Linked DNA regions of Mus musculus: region 1 is linked to region 2. A link is a loop called in an ENCODE intact Hi-C map of the cell type or tissue named here. Cell type or tissue: heart. All regions are shown on one strand. Each heading gives the region's core, and the rest is flanking DNA. Links, peaks and the distances in the headings are about the cores only. Region 1 overlaps Rhbdf1 (rhomboid 5 homolog 1). Region 2 has its middle 19 kb from the start of Gm46275.

Region 1 (8,324 bases), core at 92-8,091, 110 kb before region 2:
GCCAGGCTAGATTCCAAAGTCCAAGCTATGAACACTGCAGCATCATACCCAGAGCCCAGCGGCTCTCAGTGGGGCTGCTCCCCCCACCCACCGGGCGCACTCACAACATCAAGTGGCTTCTCTCAAGCTCACTGCGGTCCAGGGCCCCACCCGTGAGGTCGGCCTGATCCGGGGCTTTCTCCCAGTCCTTGAGCGCTGCCTCTGATGGGGACTCAAACACCTCATCTGGGTACGTGGACATCTCCTCGTGGAGGACACCTTCCTGAGCAAATACGTGACGTCAAGGTGGATCCAGAGACAGAGGAGATGGGGCGACCCCCCAGGCTCTTCTTACCCGAGCAAAGAAAGATGTATCCAACTCATCAGGGAAGTCCACCATGTCTTCCTCAAGAAAGCTGGCAGGGGTAAAGCTTCGGCGCTGTCCCCTTCGTAAAGTGCCATCCCTAATAGACCGACCCTGAGGACAAGGAAGCGACCTTAGGACCTGGAAGTCGGAGTGCACTCAGTTTCCACACCTACAACCTCGGGGCCCCCCCTGCATTTACCTTCACCAATGCTGCAGCGGCCCGGAAGCTCATCTTGGCCACCGATTCACGTTTGCGACGCCGAGGGAGTCGGTTGAAACCTGAGCGGGAGCTGGAGAAAGAGCAGAGGGAGGCTGCACCTGGTGTGACGGGAGTGTGGGGGGCACTCAGGCCATCAGCAGTGTCATCAGCCATGCGAAAGGCCCGGCCTCGGGCCAGAGGGTCTATGATCTGGTGGGATGGAGAAGAAGCTAGGTCAGTCTATAGAACCAGGCAAGACTTCCATGAAGAGCATCACTCTCATCCATGGCACCTATAGGGGTCCTTCTCCCCTTGAAATTCAGAGTCTGCACTAGAACAATACCATGACTCTCTTCCTCCTAGGGTCCCTAGCTGGGAGTATCTCAGGAGCCTTTCTAAGACTCTGGCTGCTTTCCCGTCCACAGGCTCCCAGGGATACTTTCTCTCCTCAACCCTCCCCTCCTCCCACCCCAGGCAGAGGAGCAGAATGGGGAGTCTGTGGGAGGCGGCGGCACACCTTCTGCATGCCCAGCTGGCATGGCCCCACGTAGAGGGGAGGTGGTGTCTCGGTGCTGGTTAGGGACACATTGTCCTGGCTGGGCAGGTCCAGCTCCCGGATGACCTGCGGCTTTAGCTTCCCATACCGCTGGCTGCAGTGACGGATGCTCTTGCGCTGCCACTTCTGGGTGCTGTCACTGTCCTTGCTCACTCCAAACCAGTCTGCTGTCCCCCTGGCACGAGAAGGACTCAGCAAGGGGAAGCCATATATTCTGTCCCCTTACCCCAATCAAAGATCCTCAAAGGTCAACCTGGGTAGTGGGCTCTGCTGCAGGCCCCCAGTCACTCCAAGGACAGGACAGGGGAGCTCCAACTGTGGCCACCCCAATTTCTACTAGAGCATTCTGCATGCCTGTCAGTAGAAGGTTCTCATAGGCCCTCAGCCAACCCTGAGTCCAGAGAGAGGCCTTGGCCTCAGGCAGCCACCATCACCCTAGGGTACTAAAGAACTCAGCAGCAATTGCAGCAGCAACAATACAGTGGCCATGGTCTTTGAACATGCAAATAAAAACATTGACCCTGTCATGAGCAGCCAGGGAATGCCAAACACTCCAACAGCTCCAAGAGGCCACATCACATGCACGTGCCAAAAAATACCAACACACTCAAGACCTGCGTAAGGTACCTGAGCAAGGACCATGAGAGAGACTGGCGCTGTGGGTGGGCCTTTCGAGCAGCCCTCGGCCTCAAAAGGGGCAGAGTATGAACACGCCCAAAGCGTACCTGCCGGCTACAAGGAGCCAGGGTGTTAGAGTAGGGAGGGTGCATACTCGGGGAACTGAGAGGCAGACGGAGGGCCAACCATGGGTCCCCAGAACAGGAGGATGCTGAAGTGTTGTTGGGATCAAGATGGAGAAGAAAAGCTGACAGAGAAGGGACCTTTGCCCCATTCCCACCCCTGGTACCTAACAGGGATTCTGTATGCCTACCTCTAGTGTCCCTCCCTAGCCCCAGCCTGTGTAACAGCCAGGATGGTGCTGTACCTGCGGATGGTCTGTGTGATGGATGTCTGACGCTGCAGCACCAGCCGGCGAGGCTCATGGTGGGGTGATGGGACCCGGGCTGTCTCAGCTGGCATACTCACACTCCGCAAGAAAGCCTGTCGCCGCAGGGGCTAGACAGCAGGGTCATGGTGAGCACCCTGGCCAGGGAATTTCCAAAATTCCCAAATTCCTACTGGCCAGAACCTACCTGCAGGAAGCTGGGCTCCTCTGCTGCCGGGGGCACCGCGGCTGGGATGTCCAACTTGAGCCATGGGGGTTTCTTGCGTTGCAGGCTGCTAGTACTGTCTCTCCTGGCTTCACTCATGGTTCCGGGCGCAGTGAGACAAGCCTGGGAGTGTAGGTTATGCTGAGTGACAACCCTGACAGGTCTCCAGGGACACCATGGGCCTAAACCTAGAAGAAGCATTGCAAGCCCTACAGAGGTGCTCACAGCACCCGATAGAGGCTGGCATGCTCTGGGCCTGAACTCCACAGATCCTCCAACAATAGGAATCTAGGGTAAAACACTGTATAAACCTACTCTGAGCACAAGCTGGTAGAGGGCTGCCGCCCTCTTGAAGCTTAAAGCCTGGGTAACGATGTCCCTATAAATAAAGAAGTGCTCAGTCTGTTTGGTAGCAGGTAGTAAGGATTTCCTGACAGCTCCCAAGTGAAAGCCGCTCAGGTGTCACGTAAGTCTGTGCACATCCAGGAGCAGGAGGACAAACTGTGAGCGCAAGGCTCCAGCCCACCTGTCCCAGGCCATCGTAACCACTCTGACTTTCACTTCATACACTGTGGGGTTCATGATCAATCAACTACACAGAAGACTCCCCACATTTAGAGAAAGAGATGGCTTCTTGGGGCTTCAGAGCAACACCTAGGGCAGCAGGCTCCAGTATGCAGAGGACTCTCCTTGGTGCCAGATAATCCCAGCACTAAGGAGACAGAGGCAGGTGGATCGCTATGAGTTCAAGGCTGGCCCAGTCTACACAGTGCGTTCTAGGCCAGCCAGGGACACAGTTAAGACCTTGTTAACAAAACAAAACAAAACAAAACAAAACAAAACTCCCTTGGAGCAGAAGCCACAATAAATGACCACGAGGTGGCGCCAACTGCCAAAAAAGGCATCGAGGCAGGGACAGGTTGAGGAACCCTGAATACCTAAGACCAAACAGAGTGTAGTACACCAGCTGGCCCGCCAGACAGATCAGAAGGAAAAAGCGCTTGTTCCCTATTCAAGCCTGAGTTCCCTGGAAATCACAAAGGGTGGAAAAGAAAACTGAATCCATAAAGTAGTCTTCCGGCTTCTGATTAGATAGATAGATGATAGATAGATAGATAGATAGATAGATAGCCTGGCTTGGTAGTACATGCCTTTAATACCTGCCCTTGGGAGGCAGAGGCAGGCTTCTGTGAGTCCAAGGCCAGCCTGGCCTACACAGTGAGTTCCAGGACAGCCAGAGTTATACACTGACACCCTGTCTTGAAAGAAACATTATATATATTTCACACACACACACACACACACACACACATTTGAGCCAGGCATATGGATGTACACCCTTAGTCTTAGCACTCAGGAGGCAGAAGCAGGCAGAATCTGTGCATTTGAGGCCAGCCAAGTTCTAGCCAGTGCAGAAAGACCCAGCTCTTGACTGTCAGGCAGGTCTTGATCTCTGAGGGACTCTTACTTCCCTCTTTATAAATGACAGTCACAGCAGGTATACACCTGATCCCTGCTCCAAGTGGAGGGCCTTCTGTATCTAGAGTGGAGATGAGGACTGGGGGTGGGGGAGCACTCCTTCAAGCAAGACTCGGAGGGCAGAAGACTCAAAAGCCTCACCTTCAGATCTGCAGACCTGAACAGACCCTAGATTGTGAAACCAGCCAGCTGACGCCTCAACTTAGGACTCTCCCTCTCGATGCTTGGAGGAGACAGAGGCTCCATTCTCTCTACACACACTGCGAAAATGAGGCCTGGAAGGCAGTGAACTCCCCAAAGCTGGGCTGAGACAGTGGGGGGCCAGGTACCCGCCAAGATAGAGGATGCCTTACATATCCTGCCTTCTGGTCCATCCCAAGCAGCCACTCATGAGCTCCAGGAAGGAACGTAGTCAAGAGTAGTCACAGGATCACAGAGAGTAAACCTGTGCAAGTGCTGGAAACTGGCCTTTCCAACAAGTTGGGTACCTGTGCTCAGCACTTCTAGGTGGTATCGAACTGGTCCCTTGCTTGGGAATATAAGCTGCTATTTCCAACAGCTTCTAATGACTTCCATGACTCTCTTGGACCTCCCTATATAAGGCCTGCATCATGCTTCCCACCTGCCTGCAGAGCTGTCCACCAGTGCTGCCTTACCTGAATGCAGGGTGGCAAGCGCCAGTTCTCCTGAGTGGGGATGTGGGGACTCTGGAGGGAGATGGCCCTTTAACAGGACCTACAGAGAGAAGCTGACCAGCCTGGGCAAGTGTGAAGAGAAAAAGCACAAGCCACGAGGGCTGTGAGCAAGCACTCAGGCCTTACCCCATGACATCTGCCCAAATGTCTGGGTTTCCCGGGGTCCCCTTCCACGCTACAGAGAAAGGAAACACAAGAGAATCCACACACACAACTCTAGGCCTGCAGTTTGGGGAAAGGATACCCACCCTTCCCTAGAGTTTCCAGCTTGCCCCACCCTAAGCTCTGTTCCTAATAGGGCCTCAAGCTAGTGGGATTCACAAGGCCTGGGGGAGGGGCATACCAGGCCAGACAAAGAGTCTAGGCCAAGGAACAGCACGCTGCCGGCCCACAGTGGCTCAGTGTCTAGATCTCCCCCTGGCACACAGTGGGCTCTTGTTCCCAGACAGCCTTTACTCTCTCCTCTGCTGGCCCCAGTGCAGTGGGAAACCATGGCCCATGGAGAGGCTCATTGCCTGGGGTCACACACCATGAGTCACCCCAGAAGCACAAGGAGCCGCCCAAAAGGGATCCAGAGTAAATGGGAAGTGTTGGAAAGCAAGCTCAGGGGTTGGAGGTGGTATGGAGTCAAGTCTAACGACAGAGCCTTGTCAGGGCTCCAAGCAGCTTGAGCGAGAATCCAGTGGAGAGTGAGGGAGAAGGTGTACACAGAGGTAGGGTAGCGGCACACCTCAGAATGCACTGTTTGCCCATGGACATGACTAAGGGGAGGAGGCAGGTTGTGGAGTTGTTCCATGGTGGGTCAACTAGAGACCCTCCAGGATAGCCCTGTTCATGAGTCCAGTTAGAACAGCCAGGAAGACAGAAGACAGGTGGAACAACATGGGTCAAAAATCTATACTATACCCAAACTGTTGTCTCCACCCCTTACCAACAGAGCATACCTGGGCTTTCTCTTCTTGGCTTTATGAGACAGAATCTCATGTACCCATACTGGCCTACACCTCCTAAGTAGATAAAGATTCGCGCACATTACAGATGCATGAGCACCACCACACCTGGCAAGCCTTCATCTTCTCATCTGAAAATGGCTGACGAAAGTGCCCAGCACCATTGGTGCTCAGTAAGCGGCAGCTGAATCGACAGAAGGGGCAGATGCCTGAGTGGGAAGAAGACAGCCAAAGCTTCGACAATGGTGTGGCCGGCAATGGTGCTGCACACCTGCGATCCCAGCACTCAGCTCCGGAAGGAAGATTCTGAATTGGAAGCCAGTCCAGGCTACATAATGAAACCCCGTCTCAAACAAACAAACAAACAAACAAACAAACACAAAACAGCAGAGCTGCAGGTGGAAGCTAGAGGTATGGGATGGACCTGAGGACTCCCCCTGCAAAGGCAGAACATAGGAAAGCGGGGCTACTCAGTGACTGCAGTTGATGGGACCCCCCCCCCCATCCTTGGGTGAGAGCTACAGCCACCGCACACTCCAGCATCCTGCTTGAAACCTGTCCTCTCTCTAACCTAATACCCAGCCTCAGCCTGCCCTGGTGGAGGCACTCAGCAGCTTTCTATATCCTCTCTCTCTGCTAGTCCATCGCCACATGCACTGTGACTTCCCCCAGCCTCTCCTTGCTTCATCTGTCAGTGGGATCATACAGAGTTTGCTGGGCCCTTTGTGAACCATTAGGCCATCCTTGAGCTCCACTCTGACTCCTCTTATTTTGCATGGGACAGGGCAAGCTTTAGCGGGGGGTGGGGGGGCTCTCTCATCCCCAGTACACACTAGATTTTGGCCCCTCCCCATCACTCCTCACCAGCCACCATCTCAGAGAGGCACACAGAACAAGAGATTCACTTAAGTCTGTAGGGAGCTCCTAGTCCCTAGAGGAGCCCTGGGACCCAAGGGACCAGGGATGGCAGAGCACATGAGAGCAAAGAAGCCATCCCTGGGGAAAGGCACCATCCATAGCTCAAAAGCACACATAGCTCAGGGGGTCTCTGATACCAGTCAAATTCCTGGATCCAGGTGGGGTTCAGAGGGGAAAGGGGACCTGTCTAAGCCAGCCACTCAGAAAGGGCTTGGAGTCAGGAGCTAACTGTAGGTCAAATTCTGGATTAGTGTCCACTAAGATGGACACTTCTGATGCCCAATCTGTAGTCCAGCTGAGTCTCTGAATGGAGGAGGGGTACAGAGTTCCCCTGTACTGACTCAGAAACCCCTCCCAGAACCCAAAGGAAGCAGGACAAAACTGGAGAGGCTCCAGAAGGGTAAACTGAGTCTGCAACAACAGCTTCAGTCACCAAAAGCCGGGGACACCTGCCTCAGACCTGAGCCCAACGAACCCTGTTGATGTTATAACCGGTGGCAGAAGTAATCACTCCTGTCCTCCCATTTTACAGATTGACTCAGAGAGGCTTTTTACTGCCTGAGGTCACAGGGCCTCAAGGGAGTTCAGCACCTCGGCCAGGTCTGCCAGGGAACTGGGAGGGATCCTTAGCTCCAACGGCTGCAGAGCACTTGGGGCTGGGCAAGGGAAGGGGCTCCGCTGAGGACTAGAGCTAGGGCGATAGGAGGGAGGGCCCTGACTGTCCCTTAATGGGAGACCCAAACCAGCACCTCTAGACCCCGAGGGGAGCTATACTGGCTCACCCAAGTGGACTTCCCAGTAAGGCTCCTGCAGAGGAGCTAGCCAGCCATGGAGGCTGCCTGGAGTTCTGTGGACTGGTGCCAGAACCTGTACTACCCTACCCTGTACTGTACTGGACCTACCCGACACCCTTGCCCTCTTACCCGGATTGCCCAGAATGACCCTGGTAAGCATAGGGCTCAGCCTCTGCAACCTCTTGAGAACTGGCCAGCTGCTGAGTTCCCCAGCATCCTCTAGGCTTAAGGGCGGGGGCAAGGGGCTGAGGCTCGCCCCATGGAGGTGGGGAGCACCTAGCCTGGGACTGCCCCGACTTCTTAGCTGGTCTAAACCTGAAAAGCCAGTTTCATCCTAGAATCTTCTCCCGGCTTCAACAGGAAGTGGGGAGGGGGGGCTTTCCCAGGACAGAGCGGGGGGCCTCCGGATCCAGGCCCCGCCCACGCAGACAGACACACTACTCCAAGAGGCACACGGAGCAGGAACTCTGGTCCGGACTATCTGAGCGGAAAGAAAGCCTAGGGGGAGTCCCTTGACCGTTCTCCACCCAGCTCTACTAGCGTGCTCCCAGCAGGACAGACAGGCCCTCTCGCCTATCCCTGAGCCCTTGGGGTCCGCGGTCACCCCACCGCGCCCAGGCCTACTTCAAGATCCCGACTGTGGCCTCGGGCTCGCCCCCGGGGCCACTGTACAGGGCAGGAGATGTCTTTGGAGGCACTTCCCGAGTTTGCCGATGCGAACCGGGCTGAAACGGGCCGAGCAGGCCCAGCCGAGCTCCCCGGCCCGCAGCTGCCACTGTTACTCCCGTGAGTGGGAGGAAGCGGACCCTGTGGCCCGAAGTCGCGCTCTCTGTGCAGAGTTTCAGACGCCACCTTCGGGGCCCTGGGAGCACGGAGGGCATGGGGTGTGGGGGCTGGCAGCGGAGGGGCCGCTCAGGGCGGCTGCGGCCCCCGGACTCCTGTCCCCGGGGACCCGGCGGGGCTGCTACTCCGCTGCCCCGCCCGCCAGGCCGCGCCGATCCGACCACGGGCTATTTCTGTGGGGCGCCGGGCTGGAATCCGGGCCGCGCCGCCTGCGCCGGCGCTCGGGAAACTCCGCGCACCGACTGCCAGCGATCGGCGGACACGCGCCAGAACGCAAGCTCCGCACTCGCCCGCCCGGAACCCCGCGCAAAGACCCCGGCCGCCACTCACCGC
Region 2 (8,324 bases), core at 181-8,180:
ATAAATTCCATGTGTCTACAATTTGCTTTTCTTTTACCAACATAATCCCCTAGCTCAAACAAAACAGGAGACTTCTGTCACTTACAAAGGAAAGCAGTCTGAAGTAATAATTTACAAACCTAATAAGCCTGTATAAAAGAGACACAATCAGATATTTTATTTATGAGCCGTGTGCCCAGACTGGGCAGAGTTAGGGCTATACTAGCTCATTCCCCAGCTGTAATGCCCTGTTACTGGGTCTTTCTCCTGGCCACTTGGTTCCGGACCATGGCATCTTCCTCCTCCTCAGCCCCCCCCTCCCTGCAACCCTCTCTCTTAAACCTCCAGTCCCACCTTTCTCCCTCCCCTGCTGCCCAGTCACAGGCTCTAGCCTTTTATTGACCAGTTAAACTGGGGAGAAGGCTCACATGGCATCACTTGAGTACATGAAGATTTGTTCCTCACAACTCCCCCCTTATCAACATCCCTGCCTCGGTTTCCCCACTAGTGGCATGGAGGCATCGCCTAATTGACAAGGACGGGTGCTGGTGTGCCCTGAACTGTCCATAAGCCTAGGCAGACCTCTGCTGCTCCACCTCCAAAGCCCTCCCTGACCCTTTGTGACTCACCCGCTCCCCTGTGGTCTGCTCTGCTGCTCCAGGGCTGTGAAAAAGAACTCAGTGGCTGTCTTAAAATAGCAGACCGTCTCTCTCCTGTGTGCCCCTAAAGCAGCTGTGTTTGGTTTTGTCTGGAACTATCTGGAAACTGAGACAATGGACCCAGGACACTGTCACCAAGCCTCAGACGGAGCAAGCTGTCAATCACCTCTCAGACCAGGAGCTCATGCAGGGAACAGGTGATCTGCACCAGACATTCCTTCACAAGCACGGGTTAGAAGCCTAAGCTGGGAACAGCCAGTCCTCCCCTACCCACACTGCCCTGCCCTGTGGGAGAGGGCACTCGTCTTGGCTTAACTCTGCCCAGCTCTGCTTCCCATATGTGACAACACCGGGCAATCTCAAGCAAGCACTTCCCATCCATGAGACCAGTTAACCACAAAGCACCTTTCTTCACTTTCTTGGTGCGCGTTCTGTCACTACAGAGTTCCTGGGTCTGGGAGATGGATGAGCAGTAGACTTGATTCGGCTCACAGTGCTGGAGGGTGGGAGGGTTGAAGGCCTCTGCTGAGAGCCTCGAGCCACACTGCAACATGGTGGAGGACCTAGAATATAAGAAAACAGTAAGCTTAGCTCCCCTCTCATTAGAAAGCCAGTGGCGCCACCTTGGGGCCCACTCTCAGCTGTTTATGACTACCGGGCAGGAGGTCTCTGGGGCGCCCCCTGCAGGCCACTATAAGTAGGTGCAAGGCTTTTCCAGTATCGTCACCACCTCCAGCATCACCTTGCCTTTGCACAACCAAATACTTGTTAAATGTCTATTTGTAGGACCGCACTCAGACCTGTGAGATGTAGGAGACGGTTTTGCTCTTGATGTCACCTGTGTAATTGCTGGAGGTCAGTTCAGACACAGTGGCACTCTGGTGGGACTAGAAGGCACCTCACTGCCCTTGGGTAGCTTCTTGAGTGCCAGGGGAGATTCTTATACCACGTAAGGACAAAGATGTGACAAAGCTGAACTGAAGCCATGAGCAGTCCTGGATCTGATGGGAGAGCCATGGTGAATGTGGGCTGAACGATTCCATGGGCTGGAGTCCTGGACTACATAAACAGAAAAGCGGCTGAGCGCAAGCTCTCTCTGCTCCCAGGATGTCTACGATGTGACAACCTCCGCTTCTGTCACCGTACCTTCCTGCCATGACGGACTGTACCCCTTAGAATTGTGAGCCACAGTAAACCCTTCCTTAAATTGGTTGTGCCCGTCGTTTCAGCAACCGGGAAAGTGACTAATATTGAAAATTGGTACCTGGAATGGGGTGGGGAGTGAGCATTAGAAACCCGACCATGTGGTTCTTAGACCTTTTAGACTGGTTTGTGGGAGGCATATGGAAGCACTTAGAATTTTATCCTAGAAAGGCCCTGGGATACTGTAAGCACAGACTAACGTGGACAGTAGAGACTCGGCAAGGCTTTGGGGGAAACATTCTATCAGGTAGTGAGTTAGGGGACATTGTGTGATATATTTTGGCAAAGGATCTGAGTGCATTCTGCCTATGTCCTGAGTTGAGTGGGGTTTAACTTAAGGAGAACAGGCTGCCGTGTCTGGCAGAAGAAATCTCCAGACAGGAGACCAATCGGGAGCTCATTTGGGCTGTGGCGAGGTCATTGCTTGCTGTTCTCATTGAGGCCTCTCGTGAGAGAGAAAAAGGGGCATCCTTGAAGTTTGGTTAAAAGGGTGTGCAGGTAAGATTAAAGTTCCAGGGAAGGACAGGCAGGTGACACAGCAGGTGTAACTATTAAGGAGATGAGCAGCATGGAAGAGAAGCTGACCCTGGGTGACAGGAAAGGTGCCCTGGGTGTAAGACCCACCCCAGAGAACTCCATACTGCAAATATGCAAGTTCATTTAAGAGGAAAGTGTCCAAACTAAGAACGCCATATAAAAGCTGGTTGAATGACTCTGGGAAGTGTTTCCCAATGCCAACACTCAAAAGCCAGTGCATTTGTGGTCTCCACCCAGAGAAGGCAGAATAACTTGGTGACAGCATCCACAGGGCATTGGTTTTATGGGTGTGAAGAATGCAGGATGGCAAGAGTCATAAGCCTTGTACCACAGATCTAGAGAATCACTGGGTCCACCCGCAAGGAAGTCCTTGGCGGTTACTCTCCAGTGGAGACCCTAGAACCATGCAGCATCTGCCAAAGAAAGCTGCGGGTGTGGGATGGACCCAAGAGAGAGTCTGGGCCCAGACAGCACATCGGACAGGGCTGACCATGGATCTGAGACATTTCTACCACAAGCCCTGGACCCAAAGTGGAGTTGCAGGATTTGGTGTTTGCCCTGCTGGGTGTCTGACTCACTTTGGGCAGAGCTTTCCTTCTGCCCCATTCTTCCCGTTATGAATGTGAACCTTCACTCTGCTCTACAGTACATTGGATGTCTATAGCTTGTTTTGTTTCGGTTTTTAATAGGAGGCCAGAGTAAGAGATTGAGTCTCGGTTGAGAGTCTGATTTTTCTCCTTTGAATAGTGTTGAAAGGTATTGGCCAGAGGACTTTTGAGGTTGGGCTGAATAAATTTTGCGTTATAAGATAGCTACAAGCCTATAGAGACAGGGAGTAGAAGGATATGGCTTAAAAGCAGTGTGTTTGGGTGTCAAGTTGACAAAAGGTGGAGCTGTGATCGTTTATAATGGTTATTAACTTAATTTGATTCCAGCAATCACTGAAGCAAGCCTCAGGCATGTCCGAGAGGAATTGCTTTAAATGTGGGCTGTGCCATTCCATGGACTGGGGACCTGGATTAAATAAAAAGAAGTTGGGCAGCGGTGGCGCACACCTTTAATCCCAGCATTTGAAGGGCAGAGGCAGGCGGATTTCTGAGTTCGAGGCCAGCCTGATCTACAGAGTGAGTTCCAGGACAGCCAGCACTACACAGAGAAACCCTGTCTCGAAAAAAAAAAATTGATTATTAGAAAGAAAAGAAAAGAAGAAACACCAGGGTGATAGTGATAGGTTTCAGCTCTGAAGGAGCCCCTCTCTCTTTTAAATCTTTTAATTGCTCTCTTTTAAAACAATATTGGGGAGGTACTTTAGGAAACCTATTCTCTGTGGCCAGAACTTTTCTTGTAAAATTTTATTTACTTATGTACTCATTCACTTGTTTTTGAGACAGAGTCTTTTTTTCTTTTAAAGATTTATTTATTTTTATTACATGTAAGTACACTGTAGCTGTCTTCAGACACTCCAGAAGAGGGAGTCAGATCTCATTACAGATGGCATGTGCCACCACGCCCGGCTCCTAAAAATTAATTTTTTATTATTTTATTGCACTGGTGTTTTCCTGCATATACTTATCTATGTGAGGATGTTGGAACCTCTGGAGCTTGAGTTACATACAATTGTGAGCTGCCATGTGTTGCTTGGAGTTGAACCCAGGTCCTCTGGAAAAAACAGGCAGTGCTCTTAAATTACGGAGCCATCTCTCTAGCACCCACTGTGACATTTCTAATTGTTTTCGTGTGACATTTTTCATGGTGATTTTAAAATCTCTGCAAACAAGTTTCTGGAAAAAAGTACTCTAATTTCCTTGTGTCGTAGATGAAGAGATGGCAAAAACTCAAGAGATGTTAGATCGCTGCTCTGTAAGATCACACTGTCTGCTTGGCCTTCAGGTTTCAAACACAGGTCAGGGTGAATTCAGAGTCTAGATTCTCACAACAGCAGTCATGTCCTTACAACCCACAAAATAACGTCTAGCTGTGCAAATGTCCGAAAACAAGACAGATTAATGGAGTCAAATGTCTGCCCCGGGACAGCGCGAAGGACTCTACTGACAGAGCGAAAAAGTTTATTCTTGTAGTTTTTTTGTAGTTTGGGGAAAGAGAAAGTTTGCTGCTCTTTCCACATCCTCTCTTTCAGTATTGAGGCCAAGTGGAAAGTGTCCGGCAGTCCTTCCGCATCCGCCTGCCCAGAGCACAGGAGGAACTCTGGCTGGACACGGAGTCTCTCCCTCCCCCTTCTTCCCCTCTTCCCACAGCCCCACAAAACTGTACCCTCCTAGACCCATCACTGTCCTGTCTGCTTGAGGACCTTGGAACAAGGTGGCAGTGTGGGTCGAGTGTAGGAGGACACTGCAGCTACCGGAGATATAAGAAGGCGACGAGCACCCCCGTGTGGCGGGACTCGGAACTTCGCAGCTCCAAGGAGAACAGCGGTGTAACAGGCACCCAGCATGCACTTGGCTCTTTGCCCACGAACTCTTCGAAATTTTAGTTTAGGTTCTGGGGGTCTTTTCATCTTTGACATGTGTCCTGCTAAGATATAACTGCCACAACCCTACGGATGCTTCTATCTATAATTTCACATGTAATACTCTTCCCATGAATTCAAGTTTGATGTTTATTTGTTGTTGTTGTTGTTGTTTGTTTGTTTGTTTATTTTCTTTTGTGTGATATTGGGACCTTGCCATGCTGGGCCAGAGCTCTACCAAGCTACTGAGCCACACCCCAGCCCTGGCTTCCTTATGACACATCAAGCAAGTTTTGGTATCAAAATCAAAACTGTGAAACCTATAGATTCCACCTTCTTGTTTCCCTTCCTATCCTCCATCCAATGTCAGCCGTTTGATGTGTCTAGTCTATTCTTCCCATGGTGCACTCCTACCTTTTTATAAAAAAGGAAACAATGTTACTTTGTAAACAATATATTTTCAAAGCTACTCTACTGGGATTGTAGGAAGCCTCCCCCTTGGGTTGGGTTGTTCTTTTGTTTTATTTATTACTAATGTATATTCATTGTACATAGTTCTGAGTTTCCTTAAGATAATCTCAAAAATGTCAGGTGCTTTAGCCAAATTCACCCTCCCTCTCAGTCTTCCACATCCCGGTCCTACCTCACTCTCTTAAAGAGTCTCCTTCTAACCTTCCCACTGGTCTCCCTCCTCTTCCCCAACTCTCCTTTCTGCTTGACATGCAGTCAGTGTGTGTGTGTGTGTGTGTGTGTGTGTGTGTGTGTGTGTGTGTGTGTAGATATAGGTTGTTTTCTGATAAATCTGGTCAGTGACTGGAGATGAAAGTCAGCAACATAAACTAAAAGAAAAATCACCAAAATGTGTGAGAAAAATCAAGAATATGGATTTTAAAACTTGGCAACATCAAAGAAGTTTTCGGCAAAAAAAATAGAGACTTAGAAAGAAAGAAAAAACAAAACATAGAAAGGTTGTAATGAAAACTGGATAAATCAGATAAAAAGCACAGTGAAAAATGTCACCAAAAGGCCACCAAGTAGGGGGAGGACATAGGGATGAGGCCACCAAGCAGGGGGAACATGGGGATGAGGACAAGGCTGATAAGAAGCTGCATTCAAATATCAATGATGAAAAGAATTAAAGAGTTTGTTCATGACATCGGAGCCCTCTGAGATGTCATCAAAGGACAAATCCCGAAGGTCTGGACAAGAGGAGAACTTGAAATAACACTGAAGGTCATTCAATGAACCATACCCTATAATTCCCAAACATAGAGAAATAGACATGCAAAGTGAAGTGCAATTTAGAAACCAGAGACACAGGCAGAGAAGTCTCTCTCTATAACAGATTGTACAGCCAGGAAGCTAAATGACAGAGCCAAGATGGATGGTACCCAGGAAATCATTGGGGTGGATAACAGCTATCAGAAGACCCTCAAGGGAATCCTAACCAGGGGAGAAAAATAAACACTTCTAGGAGGTCACAGGAAATAATAAACCACATTAGAACAGTAAATAAGAAATGAGAATTTGGAAAGCATCAATTACAAAAATCAAAACGGTAGGATTTAATATATAATTTTTATTAAAAGCTCTGAATGTTGATGGTCTCAATTCTCCAATCAAAAAATACAGATTAGTACACTGAATGTATAAAATATGGCCCTTCTGTTTGCTGCCTGCAAGAAGGACTGCCCTATTTGCAGATGGTATGATTCCATATCAAAGAGACCCTGAAGACTCCACCACAAAAGCAGAGTTGAAGAGCACTCTCATCAAAATGACAGAGTACAAAACTAACATAAAAATTAGTAGACATAGGAGCGTCTTCTGTCATGCTGGCTTAGTGGTTCTCCCCTTCTTACACTGAGAAGGGTGCTTTAACAGCGTTAGCAACCTAGGATGACTGCTACCGTCTCTCTCACAGTTTGAAATATGTCAGACTGTCCTCTACTGACTTAAAGTTCCTATTGAGAAACTTGCTGTTACACTGACAGCTTCACTGTTGTATGTGTGGCAGAGTGCTTCTGGGTTCATGACCTTGGCCAGCATAAAAACAACTTAGTGAGCATTTCAATGCGATTTTCCATAGACGAGTTACACTGGAACATTATGGGAAAGAATTAAAATTATTTTGTAACAACATTGTAATCCCGACCGAACTCAGTAAATGTGTTATAGCAGCAATTACTCTCAGCAATGGAAGGCCAATTTCCTTAGTCAAATGGACTATTTAACAGTAGACCGTGTGACCTTTCATTATCGTCTCCTTGCTTAATTGACCATTCTATTTTATGGTGTCAACTTCTGAGAATTTCTAGGAAAATACAAAAAGGGACCACTCCAGGGAGCTGGAGGGTAAGACTGCATAAGATCCATCAGGAGGAGGAATCTCAGTTGTTCTTCACGGGCGGAAAAGTATCGGGTTAACTAAGAACGCAGCCTACTCTCTCGGGATCCAGGCTAGATCTTTAATCACAGGTCTTGGGAGGCAGAGTCAGGTGGCTCTCTTTCCAGCCTGGTCTGCATAGTGAGTTCCAGAACAGACAAAGCTACACAGAGAAACCCTGTCTCAAAAACCAAAGCCAAACCAACCAACCAACCAAACAAGCAAACAAACAAACAACCAACCCACCTGTATAGATATACTGCTGGCCTTGCTAACTAAAAGCAAATTGCTTCTGATGGTCCTTACAGATAGGTACTGAGAAAAAGGCATTTTCCAGATCAATAGCTGCATACCATGTTCCAGGAGCTGTGTTGATCTTCTCAAGTAAGGACATCACATCTGGTAGAGCAGCTGCAATTAGAGTCACTACCTGAGTGAGTTTTCAGTAGTCACCTATCATTCTCCGCAATCCATCTGTCTTCTGCACTGGCCAGATAGGAGAGTTAAAGGGAGATGTGGTGGGAACCACCACCCCTGCATCTTTCAAGTCCTTAATGGTGGCACTAATTTCTGTAATTCCTCCAGGAATATGATACTGGTTTTTTCCTCACTATTTCCCTGGCAGAAGGCAACTCCAAAGGTTTCCGATTAGCCTTTCCAATCATAACAGCCCTCCCTCCACAGGTCAGAGAACCAATGTGAGAATTCTGCCAACTTCTAAGTATATCTATCCCAATTATACATTCTCAGACTGGGGAAATAGCCAGGGGATGAGTGTGAGGACCCACTGGACCTACTGTGAGTCAGACTTCAGTCAAAACTTCAATAATCACTCCTTTAACAGGAGGGTCACAGTGTTTCTTGGGCTCTCCTGGAATTAGTGTCAATTCAGAACCAGTCTCCAATAGACCCTGGAAACTCTGGTTGTTTCCTTTCCCTGGTGTACAGCTCCCCTTGTAAAGAGCCAGAGGCTCCTCTGGGGAAGGACCGGGGAAAGACTAACAGTACAACTCTTAGGTATTTTAATCAAGGTCCTTCCTCAGGGGAACATGGCCATCCCTTCATTCAAGGGATGTCTGGGTCTGCAAACTGG

The links. Hi-C counts contacts between places; a loop is a spot of excess contacts. Peaks named below come from ENCODE experiments on the same cell type or tissue, not always from the same donor. Only the 100,000 strongest peaks of a DNase experiment are listed, where the experiment ranks them.
Region 1: it touches region 2 in a loop (1.9-fold over the local background); 10 of 42 quality-filtered maps call a loop at or near these places.

What each region holds. Positions count from the first base shown.
Region 1 is chr11:32,213,848-32,222,171 of GRCm38, forward strand. It overlaps Rhbdf1 (rhomboid 5 homolog 1), which reads right to left. Exons shown (of 18, transcript NM_010117.2): 1 at 8,322-8,324; 2 at 2,295-2,435; 3 at 2,087-2,217; 4 at 1,063-1,276; 5 at 546-755; 6 at 335-457; 7 at 105-262. The coding sequence starts at 2,411. Among named protein-coding and RNA genes, the nearest start is that of Rhbdf1, 4.3 kb to the right of the region's middle. In heart, for the core only: a CTCF peak has its summit at 3,190 (motif pointing right); DNase peaks (open chromatin) are centred at 2,094, 3,104, 4,984, 7,544 and 1 weaker place; H3K4me3 peaks cover 1,677 bases; H3K27ac peaks cover 2,456 bases.
Region 2 is chr11:32,320,081-32,328,404 of GRCm38, forward strand. No RefSeq gene overlaps it. Among named protein-coding and RNA genes, the nearest start is that of Gm46275, 19 kb to the left of the region's middle. In heart, for the core only: CTCF peaks have their summits at 1,305 (motif pointing left) and 4,777; DNase peaks (open chromatin) are centred at 1,271 and 4,741; H3K4me3 peaks cover 477 bases; H3K27ac peaks cover 957 bases; H3K27me3 peaks cover 589 bases.